Regions from separate parts of the Homo sapiens genome. Here region 1 is linked to region 2. A link is a contact called in ENCODE Hi-C or POLR2A ChIA-PET data. All regions are on one chromosome and are shown on one strand. Each heading gives the region's core, a stretch centred on a gene start or an enhancer-like site at or near the end of the contact. The rest is flanking DNA. Distances are from core to core; before and after follow the strand shown.

Region 1 (4,523 bases), core at 1,586-4,085, 3.5 Mb after region 2:
CACCAAGTAGAGAAGATAAAAAGACTATAAGCAGGCAGATATATACCAAAAGTTTCGATGTCAGAACGTGTGGGGACTTCATGTAACAGCCACAGCTGAAACTTGTCACTGTTTTCATTTAGACCGCAATTTAGAATGAACATAAGTGCTGTAGTTTTTACTATACTGAGAATCACTGAAAGCCAGGTATCATGGCATACCCCTGTAATTCCAACTACTCAGGAGGCTGAGGTGGGAGGATTGCTTGAGCCCAGGAGTTACCTGCCTGGGCAACAAGCAAGACTCTATCTTATTTAAAAAAAAAAAAAAAAAAAAAAGGAAGGGTGGGGGCGGTGGGCGTGGCAGGCATGGTGGCTGATACCTGTAATCCCAGCACTTCGGGAGGCGAGGCAAGTGAATCACCTGAGGTCAGGAGTTTGAGACCAGCCTGGCCAACATGGCGAAACTCCGTCTCTACTAAAAACACAAAAATTAGCTGGGCGTAATGGCGAGCACCTGTAATCCCAGCTATTCGGAAGGCTGAGTACGGGAGAATTGCTTGAACCAGGGAGGCGGAGGCTGCAGTGAGCCGAGATTGCGCCATTGCACTCACGTCTGGGCAACACAGTAAGGCTCTGTATCGAAAAAAAAAAAAAAAAAAGAAGGGGGTTGCCGGGCACGGTGGCTCATGCCTGTAATCCCAGTACTTTGGGAAGCCGAGGTGGGTGGATCACCTGAGGTGGGGAGTTCGAGACCAGCTTGACAAACATGGAGAAACCCCGTCTCTACTTAAAAAAAAAAAAAATTAGCCAGGCGTGGTGGTGCATGCCTGTAATCCCAGCTACTGGGGAGACTGAGGAAGGAGAATCATTTGAACCCTAGAGGCGGAGGTTGTGGTGAGCGGAGATGGCAGCCATTGCAGTCCAGCCTGGGCAACAAGAGGGAAACTCCATTTCAAAAAAAAAGGAGGGGGGAAGGGGGGTTGAGTCCACTCTCCCCAGCTCACGCCAGATCTCATTTCAGTGGTCACTATTAAAAAAAATTAGATATTTACTTTATTATAGATACTTCCTATGATGATCTGTGAGGACATGCATTTTCTTATCCTGTAATACCATTTGTAACAATAGCAAAACCAGATCATTACTGGTCTGGAAAGACTGTCAATGTATCAGCAAATAAATCTTAATTAACTCTGATGATCTACTTAACTCATAACTCTAAAAGCACTAAAAGACCACTGTATGAAAAGGTGACTCAAGGCAACTGCAAACAAAGTGATCCCCAAAATACTAAAAGCACAATCTCAAGTAAAGTGGCAATAGCTGGGAAACTCTTTTCCAAACACAACTGTCAGAAATGGAAAAATGTCCTCCTGAGTAAAGTTTTCGGCAGAAAACTTCAGGCAGAGGCATAACACTGCTATGCAAAAACAATAACCAGACTTCACTTCAAGAAGTGAGCGAAGAATGTGAGTGATCATAAATCAGAACTTCCGTCAAGCTTGCACGAGTGGAGTTGTAAGTAACAGCAGAAACTTTGAAGTACCAGAAGATACCATCATTCAAAAACGAACACACTTTGACTAGCCCACCTTGGACACGGAGAATCTCGCTGATCACTACAAACTACAAGATAATCATTTAACTTTGAGACCTCAGTGAGAGAGGGTATCAGCTTTTCCTACTCCTTGCACGCTCCGCTGTACGGAAGATGCCGAGGGAACGCATGCCGTGTCTCAGTCCCGGCATAGTCAACCACGCTGGGCAAAAGACGGGGCCAGAGGGTGCAGACGAATATCGGTAACTCGAACCAGGCTGGGAGTTAAGCTAGAAGAAACTGGGGAAGGAGGCAAAACAGAAGCAGGAAAAGAGCAGTGGGGAGCGGCGGGCGCACCAGAGACTGGCGAGAAGGGGAAAAGTCCCCCAGACGCACAAAAATGTCTAGAAGGGGTTCTTCTACTTCGATCTGAGTTTCCCAGGAGCTCAGCCTTGGCTGTCCCGCTCCCCACCCAACCCCACATGATTCCTCCTCTTGGATGGGACGCTTAGGTGAAGCGAGGGGGAGCTTCGCAGGTGGCTCCCGGCAAACTGAGAAGGGTCTCCCAGAGCTGCCAAGAGGAAAGAACTGCGAACAGTCGCTCCCCCGGTACGTGAGAGAGGAGTGACCAGAGGCAAAGGTGAGGCGAGCAGGTTCTCCCTTACCTGCCGCAGGAGCTTCCACCGGGCGGCTCCCAGGGGCGCCGAGACTACGGGCCCCCGAGTGGTGCAGCCAACTGCCGGACTCCCGCCCGCTGCTCGCGCGGTCTCGCCGGTCCCAGCGTCCGCGACTCGCGACTCCATCTCACTGGAGCCTTCCACACCCGGAGGTGCCACCGCCGCAGCTCGTCCCCTGCCAGGACCTGCCAACTTCTTCCCTGTCAGGACCTGTGACGCCCGGCACCCTCCCTCCACCGGACCAGGCATGCGCGCTCTCCCCGAATTCCGCATTTCCGGTACTCGCATCTCCTTGGCAACCAGGGCCGAGCTGTCACGCCATTGCACCATTCTTGCTGGTAGCCATCTTGAGTGAGGGCGGACCAGAGGATGAGAGAGCTGTGGCAGGGCTACTGGAACGCTGTCCCTCATTGTTTTAGCCTTCTGTGCTTCATCTCGAGCTCAGAAGACTAGCGAAGAACGAAAAGTCTTATATATTTCGAGACTAAAGAACCCAGGAACCCAAGAAGACTCCTTGACCACAACAAAGATGGCGAAATCTGCCTGTTGCTCGTGCTAGATTGAGGTTACGTAGATTGGCGTGCTGCAAACCAGCTCTAGGCGGCTCTGGGTAAGTTGTCGTTCTGTGGGCTGCGGAACGCAGACTTCGGCTGGACTTGCCTGCGGTGACACCTGCTCCCCTCTGAGAGCTTCAGGTTCTCCGGCCTGCCTTCACTGGTTTGTGTCCAGAGCCGGACTGATTCTCTCAATTTGCGTATGTATGGGGGGTGTGCTGGTCTCTTTCCTTCTCCCCTTTCTCCCCCCGCCCAGCCACCCACCCCTCAGTCCCCAGGTCCTCGCTTTTTGACTAATGTCCCGGCACTGCGTGCGTGTCACCTGGTCCCTCTCCCTGTTGCATTCAGATCGCCTCATCCCTGGGGTGGAGAGTTGCACGGGGTAAACGAATAGGTTCTCCTGAGAACACCCATTTATCTACCCCACCCCCATCCTAGCCTTGCATACTGTCTTCTTGGGGATGAAAGATGGATGGATAAAGGCTGTGGGAACGTGGTGATGTAGGACCTTTGCAGGTCCTTGTTATTCGGGTCTTTTTTCCCCTTTTTTTACTAGTGTCGGCTAGTAAACTAGTGTTGCTCCCCTACCCCCAATCGCCCATTATTTTGCTGCGACATGGAAAGGGATTAAGGGGGGCGGGGGCGTCGTAGCGCATCTGATCTATGGTAAATTTGACGCAGCATTCTACCTTTGATACCAGGGGGCATTTTGTGGAAGACTTCCATAATGACATTCAGCGGTGTGCAACATACCTAGATTATTCCTGTCGTAAATAATAGCAACTGCCATTTATTGAGTGGTCACTATGTGCCAGGCACTGTATGGTCTTAATGTTAAGCTGTCTCATTTTGTCTTTACAACAACAACCCTAGAAGGTAAATGGTGTCATTTCATTTTTGCAGATGAAGAAACTGAGGCCCGGAGACACAGTTAAGTGTAGGAGCTAAGACCTCAACCCAGGTCTCTCTGACTCTTAACTACTTATTAGCAATCAAGGTTAATAAAAGCTACCTCCTGACAAACCAGAGATGGCCTTACATTTTATTTGTGCATCTTGCAGGGGTTTTTTGTTGTTTTTAATTAAAGCGCTAAATACCTTTTTAACATTAAAAATCCGAAGTTGAGTATGTCCAGTATTTGGAACCGAACCAAATTGGATTTTTTGCTATACAGCTTACTGTACAAGTGACCTGGAACAGTTGCTTAGAACCTCCCACAGCCACAGTTTGGCAACCTGTAAAATGTGCATGGTAATATCTACTTTATTAAGTCCATATAAAATTTAAATTAGACAAACAAGATAAAAGCACCTGGCAGTTAGTTAACACTCAACAATAATTAATCTTCCCTCCCCCACCTTTATTAAATAATTAGGCTTTTCCAGTTTATCTTCCACATATATACCAAAGATACGTTCATAATTATGTAAGACCAAAGGGCTTTTTACCTTTTACAGCCCTGAGTTCCTGAGATACCCCATTAAGTCTGTGTACTTATTTGCAAATTTATATTTTGTTTCTTGTTTTGTTTTTTGTTTTAGTTTAACCCCTATGTGTGCCAGAGTCAGTGCTGCATAGTTTGAGCCTGATAGGATTAACTTTACAAATGAGACATTTAAGTCACATCTGCCAAGAATTATGATTTGAATGAAACTTTAACTTACACAGGTTTTTAGATTTAGTTAGCCTAAGTTATCAGCTGTCTGAAGTTATTCATAACCTAAGTGGGGCATGGCCCTGAAAAGGAGGGATGAGAACTGCTGATCTTAGTTAC
Region 2 (4,058 bases), core at 1,559-4,058:
TCCAAGAAAGGGAGCAGAAGAAATGCCAAATCTCAAAAATGAAGAGGATACGGTACAGAAGGAAAGTTCCTGACAAATGGGAAGGAGAAAAATCCATTCCTTAAAAACCCTGGGGCATGATGGAAAGAAGAAAAGGGTACAAGGAAGAGGTTAATCAGACTCAGTGTGCTTACTTTCCATCCCCTCTCAGGGTGGAAACTAGAATTGAGGGTATGTAGTTGACATATGCACAGAGACATAGGGAAATCCAAGAAAGTTGGAGATAGTGGTTTGCGTCCCTGGACATGTCTGTGAAACACTAAGACGTCTAGGAGTTCTACTTTCAGCCTGCCAGCATGTTCAATATGACATAAGGAGAAAAATGCAACATTGTTGGATAGTGGCTCAACAACTAGTAAGCCCAAAGCAAGGCTCCTGGCTCATCAAGGCCTACACGTGGTATTCGGGGAATCCAGAAGTACCCATGTGTCTCAGTGAGAACCATGAGGATCAAGGGACCTGTGGAGACTCGGGGTCAGTACAAAGAGGTTATAGTGTATGGGGCAAATGGCTCATGTATGGATTTCAGCAAAAGAAATCAGCCTCAAAAGTACAGAAATGACCAGTTTTATGAGTAATAAATGATAAACGACAGTGGCTGCCATCAGACAATACTAGCCACTCCACGCCAGAAGACAACATAAGGACTGGCATTAGTGGCTTAGATGCCCTTGTAAACCTCCCTATTCCTCAGGGATGCTACCACCCTACCAGTTACTCTGTGAATTTGAAAAAGGTGCTTCCTTTCTCAAGACACTTTACTACCATCTATCAGGAAATTGTCATAATATACTAATTTTGCTAAAACAAGGCATTTTACTGCCATATGTCAGAGAATTGTTGCAATAAACTTAGAAATCTAGGGTATGTAAAAGATACCCCTTATACCACATATAACAACCCTAAACCCCGCCCCTCCCATTAATATATTAGAAGGAGAGTTGGGGAAATAAAAGGTGAAAGCAGTTATGTTTTTTAAAAAATTGAGATGATGTGGGGACTTGAAGTTAAAATTACAGAAAATAAACAAGCTACATTTTCTTTACATCTGAATTAATGTAAGTAAAACTTCCACTCTGCCACACCAAAATACAAACTCTTTATGCCCAATATTTTCCTTTTATTAGTATTTCCCATAACACCTTATATACATATTAATGCATACACGGAAGGAGCCAAAAAGTACTTGTCAAATAAAAAAGTAAATTTTTAGAAAAATCAGAAATGATGGACACACTTATATGTATAACGTAATTTTCCTGTACTTTTACTTTTCCCCTATGTTTATTTGAACAAACCTAAAATTGTACCCATTTGCACCTAGCTAACCACCATAAAAATTTGGAGTTCTCCAGCTGTTTTGTAACAGCTGTCCTCCTCAAATATTTTTTTGAGAAACAAACATAGACCTACGTTTCTCTATTTTTCTGGACTAAAGAGAGATCATCTCAAAATCACAGAACTCTTAAAAATTGAAAACAGGATCATGTAGTCTAAAATAAGTTCTTATTTAAACTTGGGAGGTGAGGGGGGCGGGGCTGACATCTAGAAAGGTGAAGTACTTTGCCTGTAGTCACACACCAAGTCTGGGACTCAACACACAGGCTCGCCTCTTTGCGTCTCTCCCTCCTTCCAAAATACATTTTCCTCCCTCTCAAAAGCTTTATCACGCTTTGTAGTTGCTTAATTATCTATGTCAAACCTAGAGAGCAACTGATGACACTCAGAGACATCGCCCAAAGTTCTGAAAACCAGATAATCAGATAAACTGCCAGTTTTACCACATCCAAAAAATGCACAACAAAAGAGAGAAGGGGGAGAATCGAGAATACATTTTCAGCCGCAAGGCAATAAAAACACGTTTCCCTTGGAGAGAGATTATGTTGGGGGCATCAGGTATAAAGGTAATTCCTGTTGAGGGTTTTTCTTTTCCTTGCAGTTTGTGGGACCTAAAAAAAAAAAATTAAAAATTAAATCACATAAACAATCACAACATCAACACATTTACTTCTCTCCTCTCACATATTATTTTCCCACACATTGTATACACTTCTTCAAAGAACAAATCAAATTGGCCAAAGGTCAAAGCCTTTTCAAGGTTTAGATGATATACGATTAGGCACCGACTCCAAACTTCGCTTACCAAGCCCAAAGCTCGGAGACGGAAATCTTCAGGGTTTGCAAATACCCTCAGCTTGGCTAAAGGGCACGAAATCTCTAGCGCTCCCTACAGCTCAGATTTTGAACCCACCTACCACAGAAAACCCGAGTTACCAAAGATTGGCTCCCTCGTTCCACTTTTTTTTCAGCTCAAAAAAATCGGGTGAAGGTTGGGGTAGGGGGGAAGCTGAAACGGCGAACCGAAGGATTAATCACTTCTCCCCATTACATCAGCAACCCCCGCCCTTTCCTCCGAGCACCTCCTCTCCCAGAATCGTCGCTACGCACTGGCGCTCTCTTCGCCCACCCCCTGCTCTATTATTTGCCCTGATACCTCCCCATTATCACCCGCCCCGCCACACTCCCCCTTTCCTCTTTCCCCCTCCTAGGCGGGGGAGGGAGGAAACCCGAGAGAGGAAACAGGGCGTTGAAGGGACTTCGCGATAAGAGCGGAGGCCCCATTGGCCGGAAGGTTGTACGGGCGCCTTAGATTGGCCGCCTGGACGGAATCCCCGCCCCTCCTTTCCCCGCCCACCCACCCCTCCCCCCGCCGCCCCGCGGCCCTCCCCCGCGCCCCCGGCCAGCCCCGCGGCGGGGAGGGACCGACTGGGCGAGTGGAGGCTCCGGCGGTGTCAATGGCTCCTCCTGCCACGGAGCAGCAGCAGAAGCAGCGGCGACAGGGCTGACGAGGAGGAGGAGGAAAGGTTCCTTTAAGGAGGAGGAAGGACGACGCCTCTTTTTCCCCCTATCTCCTCCCTTCACACTCATTTCCCCTTCGCCGAGGAGAGAAGGGGGGGAGGAGAGAGAAGAGACCGAAGAAAGAGAGAAAAATTCCTCACAGAAATCTCTTTCAGGGGGTGTGGGGGGGAGGAAGAGGGAAAAAAAAGAGCCGGGCGCCCCCTGCTCCCTCCCTCCCTTCTCTCCCTCTCTTTTTCTCCCTTCCTCACCCGCCCGCCCACTCCCCCCGCTGCCGGAGACGCCGCTCGCGAGTCGGCGGGACCGGGATCTGTCTCTTCAGCCGCCGCCGCCGCCGCCGCCGCGCTTCGCCTCGGGATCCCCAAGCGGCGGACGCCCTTTCTTTCTTTCTCTCGGTCTGCCCGTCTTTCTGCCTTCGTCCCTCGCGGCCGCCCCGCCCGGCGGCTTCGGCCTTCCCCGTGCGTCAGGCCCTCCCGGCCGGCCTCGCTCGGTCTCCGTCTGTCTACCCGGGCCTTTCTCCGGACTCGGGGTCCCGCTCGCCCCCTCCGCCCTCAGCGTCTCCCCTTCCCCTCGCCCCCTCTCCTTCCTCCCCCCTCTCCCACTCTCCCCACCCCTTTCTCCTGCCCCGAAGCTCGCTGTGCGTGTGCGTGTGTGTGTCCCTCCGCCAACGCCGCCACCTCAGCCCGGCAAATGAACTCCGTCCGAGCCGCCAACCGGAGACCCAGGCGAGTGTCGCGGCCGCGCCCGGTGCAGCAACAGCAGCAGCAGCCCCCGCAGCAGCCGCCGCCGCAGCCGCCCCAGCAGCAGCCGCCCCAGCAGCAGCCTCCGCCGCCGCCGCAGCAGCAGCAGCAGCAGCAGCCTCCGCCGCCGCCACCGCCGCCTCCGCCGCTGCCTCAGGAGCGGAACAACGTCGGCGAGCGGGGTAAGGCCGCGCTACCTCCCAACCGCCCGCCTTCCCGGGCACCGCGGGAAGGGAGGCCGGGGCGGGCGGGCGGGCGGGCGGGCGGGGGCGGCCTGCGCGCCCTGGGGGTGGGAGACCCAAGCTGAGCGGAGGCGGGTCCCCCGGTGCCGCAGTGTCAGCCCGGGCCGGGCCCGGCCGGCAGGAAAAGCCGCGGCTTCCCTTCTCGCCTGGGCTCTCGCTCAGGCCGCGCTTTGTTTGGTTT

The links. A loop is a pair of places that touch in the nucleus more often than their neighbours do. ChIA-PET counts read pairs that join two places held with the same protein, here RNA polymerase II (POLR2A). Pooled maps may share reads with other maps.
Region 1: a map of B cell shows a loop between it and region 2 (9-fold over the local background). The contact joins the promoter of PREPL here to the promoter of FBXO11 in region 2. A Hi-C loop is called at or near these places in 3 of 168 maps with a recorded cell type or tissue (B cell, CD8-positive, alpha-beta T cell and naive thymus-derived CD4-positive, alpha-beta T cell) and 13 of 50 pooled maps. POLR2A ChIA-PET finds 5 or more read pairs at or near these places in 1 of 52 experiments (CD4-positive, alpha-beta T cell).

Annotation. Positions count from the first base shown.
Region 1 is chr2:44,359,806-44,364,328 of GRCh38, reverse strand. PREPL (prolyl endopeptidase like) reads left to right here and starts at 2,835. Exons shown (of 14, transcript NM_001171613.2): 1 at 2,835-2,949. CAMKMT (calmodulin-lysine N-methyltransferase) reads right to left here and starts at 2,382. Exons shown (of 11, transcript NM_024766.5): 1 at 2,184-2,382. The coding sequence starts at 2,321. RefSeq lists enhancers at 1,675-2,568, 2,287-2,756, 1,993-3,192, 2,569-3,463.
Region 2 is chr2:47,905,248-47,909,305 of GRCh38, reverse strand. FBXO11 (F-box protein 11) reads left to right here and starts at 2,808. Exons shown (of 23, transcript NM_001190274.2): 1 at 2,808-3,817. The coding sequence starts at 3,586. It overlaps LOC100506235 (a long non-coding RNA gene), which reads right to left and starts at 3,756. Exons shown (of 2, transcript NR_187636.1): 1 at 3,507-3,756; 2 at 1,139-1,988. RefSeq lists an enhancer at 1,862-2,646 and silencers at 2,716-2,815, 3,306-3,495, 3,856-3,975, 3,986-4,035.